Linked DNA regions of Homo sapiens: region 1 is linked to region 2. Evidence: read pairs that join two places in POLR2A ChIA-PET (ENCODE). Cell type or tissue: PC-9. All regions are shown on one strand. Region 1 overlaps MCF2L (MCF.2 cell line derived transforming sequence like). Region 2 overlaps ADPRHL1 (ADP-ribosylhydrolase like 1).

What was found. Peaks named below come from ENCODE experiments on the same cell type or tissue, not always from the same donor. Only the 100,000 strongest peaks of a DNase experiment are listed, where the experiment ranks them.
Region 1: POLR2A ChIA-PET joins it to region 2 with 12 read pairs; 1 of 35 experiments calls an interaction of 5 or more read pairs at or near these places.

Annotation. Positions count from the first base shown.
Region 1 is chr13:113,054,519-113,057,018 of GRCh38, forward strand. The region is part of intron 4 of MCF2L (MCF.2 cell line derived transforming sequence like); the gene reads left to right. Among named protein-coding and RNA genes, the nearest start is that of F7, 50 kb to the right of the region's middle. In PC-9, no CTCF peak of the experiment used is centred here; a DNase peak (open chromatin) is centred at 1,053.
Region 2 is chr13:113,409,738-113,412,237 of GRCh38, forward strand. All of the region lies in intron 7 of ADPRHL1 (ADP-ribosylhydrolase like 1), which reads right to left. Among named protein-coding and RNA genes, the nearest start is that of ADPRHL1, 42 kb to the right of the region's middle. RefSeq lists enhancers at 429-964, 674-1,873. In PC-9, no CTCF peak of the experiment used is centred here; DNase peaks (open chromatin) are centred at 1,284 and 1,734; H3K4me3 peaks cover 1,256 bases; H3K27ac peaks cover 946 bases.

The sequences.
Region 1 (2,500 bases), 360 kb before region 2:
CACAAACAAACTTTCAAATGCATATTTTTTATATAAACTTGTGTTTACTGTTTGGCTACTGTCAGACAAATGTAGTTGGTGAGGTTTCAGTTGCTCTGAAATTAAATATATAATGTCAAGCTGGATAGGTGTGGCTTGGAGCAGACCTTAAGGAAGGTGATTTGAACTTGGGGAGGGTTTTTCAAACAGGGTTCCCCAAAGTACCCAGTTCTACAAAGTTCCCAGCATGTCCTGTTGCTTTAGCTGCATTGGTAAATACATGCAGCGATTGTTTTCTGAGTCTCTAAGAATATTAACTCAGAAACCAGTGAACTCTTTTTCTATCTCCAGACTACAGTGCTGTGGTCATCACACATATCTGTTCCTAAGTTCATCCAGGTCAGCCCAGAAAATGAGCAATATTGTTTTCATGTTAGATAGAAACCTATAGGATTACTTTACTGTTGAGTAATTTACAAAAAGACTTGACAGCCTCCATCCCAAATTCTTCATCCAGTTACCATTTATACTTACCCCCATCTTTTAAAATAAAGTTTTTATTTTAGAACTTTCCCCAGCTTTTAATACAAACGGTCAACTCCAATTCAGAGAAAATTTTATTTGCTGTTATATTTATTCAAAGTATGTGTTTGTGTACATCGTTAGCACCTTCTCACTCAGCTAGGATCTTCCAATTTATTCTATTTAATATAATGATCCAATAACTTAAAATACGAAACCCTAAAACTGAGCCAAGGAAGAGGGGGTCATGTTTGATGCTGGCAGAGCCTCAGGGACCAGCCTTGCTGCAGGGGTATGCTTCACTCCCAGAGGCTTTAGGGGCAAATAGTTGCACCTGCTGGAGACGTGGACCCCCCCCCCCGCCACACACACACACACACACACACACACACACACACACACACACACACACACACACACACACACCTGGCTTCATCTCTGAGCTTCAGGCTCTCAGCTTGTCCTTAAAGATCCAGGTGATAAAAACGACAGTGAAACGTAGAAGAGCGTGATTCATCGCACCATCAGAAAAAGACTGGTTTTCCGTAAATAGTGGTGTCCAATTTCACAGCAGTGTGAGGGATTTTCAGTCCGCCCCTTGCTGAGACACAGAATCTGCCCTGGGGCGTCCCACTCTTTGGGGCTTGCTTCTCGAAGGAGGACTGCCCAGGCGCCTCGTCCACCAGGATCACACTCCTGGCAGATGCTCAGCTCACGATTCCCTGCTTGTAATTCAGCCTGTCCGTCACAGCATCTTACCCACACGTGCTCCCTGCAGAAGGTGAATGGCTGTGGCCTTAGTCTATGTCCAGGCGTCGTGTGAGATGGTGGGGCAGAGAGGGCGCAGATGCAGGGCCCCTCCAGAGCACTTCCCTGGGGGCCGAGGCTGGAGAGAATGGGTGTGGAGAGCAGCGGAGACAGGAGAGTCCCCCGGAAGCCATCAGCCTCCCCTCCCTCATCCACTCCGCAGCAGACACCCGCAGAGGACCTGCCAAGTGTGCCGGCCACTGAGGGCCGTGGTCCCTGCCCTCCCCACGCAATGCAGATGAAGCAGAGGTCTCCATGGGAGGGGTCCTGTGGGAAAGGTGTGCAGTGTCCACCCAGTGACAGGACATTGTCCACCTGCCCTGGACGGGGAGGGCAGCCGCCCAGTGACCGAGCCCTTAGTTTATGCACAAGGGGCAGGGGCACATCTCTGGTTTTAATTCCTACAAGGCAGGTGACCTGGTCCATGTTTGGGTGCTGAGTGTTTGGGTGCTGTGTGTTTGGGTGCTGAGTGTTTGGGTGCTGTGTGTTTGGGTGCTGAGTGTTTCGGTGCTGTGTGGGTGTGGAGTGTTTGGGTGCTGAGTGTTTAGGTGCTGTGTGTTTGGGTGCTGAGTGTTTTGGCACTGAGTGGGTGCTGTGTGTTTGGGTGCTGAGTGTTTCGGCGCTGAGTGGGTGCTGTGTGTTTGGGTGCTGAGTGTTTGGGTGCTGAGTGTTTCGGCGCTGAGTGGGTGCTGAGTGGGTGCTGTGTGTTTGGGTGCTGAGTGGGCACTGAGTGGGCGCTGAGTGTTTGCGTGCTGTGTGTTTGGGTGCTGAGTGTTTTGGCGCTGAGTGAGTGCTGAGTGTTTGGGTGCTGTGTGTTTGGGTGCTGAGTGGTTGGGTGCTGTGTGGGTGCGGAGTGTTTGGGTGCTGAGTGTTTAGGTGCTGTGTGTTTGGGTGCTGAGTGGGTGCTGAGTGTTTCGGCGCTGAGTGGGTGCTGTGTGTTTGGGTGCTGAGTGTTTTGGCACTGAGTGTTTGGGTGCTGTGTGTTTGGGTGCTGAGTGTTTAGGTGCTGTGTGTTTGGGTGCTGAGTGTTTCGGCGCTGAGTGGGTGCTGAGTGGGTGCTGTGTGTTTGGGTGCTGAGTGGGTGCTGAGTGTTTCGGCGCTGAGTGGGTGCTGAGTGGGTGCTGTGTGTTTGGGTGCTGAGTGTTTGGGTGCTGAGTGTTTCGGCGCTGAGTGGGTGCTGTGTGTTTGGGTG
Region 2 (2,500 bases):
AATCAGCCGGGCGTGGTGGCGGGCGCCTGTAGTCCCAGCTACTTGGGAGGCTGAGGCAGGCGAATGGCGTGAACCCAGGAGGCAGAGCTTGCAGTGAGCCGAGATCGCACCACTGCACTCCAGCCTGAGCGACAGAGCGAGACTCCGTCTCAAAAAAAAAAAAAAAAAAAAGGAAGAAGCTGAGCAGGCTGAAAAGAGACCGGAAGGAAATGTGTGAACATACTTCTCTTTTTGTGTTTGTCTGCATTTTTCCAAAAGAGAGAGCTCTGTTTTGAAGCCATGGATGGATTTCCTTGTTAAAAGCTGTTGCCAAGCAGCCCTGATGGAGGAGGTGACAGCGGCTGACCACATGACCACGTAGCCGTGTTGCCGTGGGCACGCGATGACCCAGGGCCAGGACGGACCCCACACGGAGGAGTGGCAGGGCCGCAGATGGAACACAGGACTCCGCTTCCCCCACCTTCCCGAGACGCCTCCCTCGCCCGGTTCAGTGAGTTCACGTGGAGAGAGTGTGCCGTTCGCCCCCAAACCCCGGTGGGCATCAGTGGATCAAGAGGCCTTGCTGAGACCCGGATTTTGGGGCCGCACCACCAACGCCTCTGATCCACGGTCTGGGGAGGGGCCTGGGAATCTGCATTTTAACGAGTCCCTGGTGATTCCGAGGCCGCTGGTCCGGGGACCCCACTCGGAACCACTGAGGCAGACGGCGCTCCTTCCAAACCTGCCAAGGATGAGACATTTACACGAAAACTAAACTCGGAACCTGCTGCAAGGCCACAGTGTGCTGCGAGCTGGGACGACTGTAAAAATAAACTAATCCAAGGAGCAGCTGTGCGTCCTGCTGCCAGGCACGCCCTCGTTCTGAGTCATTGGAGCCCACCCAGGAAGGAGCCGCTGTGTCCCTATGGCTGGTAAAGTGATCCCGGGCGGCCCCAGAACTGCCCCAGCCAGAGGCCGCCCACACCCCCCTGAACCCAGAGTCGACAGGCGCACCCTCAACTGCGCCGTGGGGATGGGGAGGGCAGAGGAGCAGGCCGACCTCGGGGTTGGGGGACCAGCCTGGGGGCATTGTGCTCCCTCTGAAGGCTGCACCCCCAGCGAAGGGTCAGCGGCCCTACCTGCCTTCCGCCGGGCGTCTCTGGACACGTCCCCTCTGCTATGACTTGGCGGCCCGTGGAGGGCTGCGCTCCCTTCACCCCAGGAGGCTGAACTTCTCAGAGCCTGTCACACGTTTTGTCCCCGCTCTGGGCATTTCAGTTGTCTTAATGACTTTGCAGGTGAGTCATTCGGATGACTGAACCATGCTGACTGCTTGTGGTGGGGACATTCTGATCATCTGAATAAAGGCCACCAGGCTCAGCCACGTGTGACGTCAATCCGCCCCTTCCCACATCCCTCGCTGATGGCTTCTGAGCCCCACCGTCCAAATAGAAAGATGAAAAACAGAGCTGGAATTAAACCAGCTCATCCTCCTGCCTTGTTAGGAGGCGAGCTTGGATGAAGAGAGTAATGGAGCTCCAGGCTGATTTCTAAATTCCCATTGCCCTGGCCTCAGGTGGTGGGCAGCTTGGTGACGGGACCACTCCCCACACTCGGAGCCCCTTGTCGAGGCTGAGCGTCTGTTCTGGGTGGTGGGGCCATGTCAGTGGATCCTCATAGGTTGGACTAGCTGCATGTCCTCCTTATGAGTCATAGTGGCTCAAAATCCAGTTTAGCTCTTCCACCGCACATCTAAGTCTGTAACCACTTATGAGGTCAGCGTGTCATCAAGACCTGGCCAGCAACCAGCGGTGAGCGTGGAGGACGTACTTGGCCACCCGGTCCAGCTCTTCAGCTGTCACAGCCGGCTTTCACCCCGCAGCGTGATCATCTGAGACACGTTTTCACTCACAGAGATCAGGATGCTCTTCTGGGTTTATTGGCTGAGGATTAGGGGATTCGGCCAGAGCTACAAAGTCCTCTTTGGGGTGAGCCCCGCCTTGCTGAGGTGTCCTCAGCCATGGACCTGTGGCTGTCGGAGGCGTCCGCGGTTCAGGATGACGCCCTTGGCGGGAGCGAGAGGGGTTTCCACAGCCCCCTTCACAGAGCCTTTGTGTTTTGCAATCATCATTAACCAAGTTCCTCCCTGGGTCTGGCCTGGCCACTCCCCTGCTCCCTGCTGTCCTGCCATTCCCCTGGGCTGCCCCTTCTCGTCACAAAGTCCTGCGCCCACCGCCCACTATTGCGCTCACCCTCTCTGGTCCCCGCCCCTCGTGGTAGCCCCAGAGGTGCTGCTGTCTTTGGGTTCCTTGAACCTGCGGGTGGTTCCTTCTTCCGGGGTCTACTCCCGGCTCAGCATGTTCTGTGCTCTGGGTTTCACTGGTTGGGGGATTCTGGGAGCCCCCAGCTCAGCGTGTGCTGCTGCTGCTGGCACATCCCGGGTGACTACTGTCACAGCACTATAATTTGCTTTTTTTTTGGGACGGAGTCTTGCTCTGTCGCCCAGGCTGGACTGCAGTGG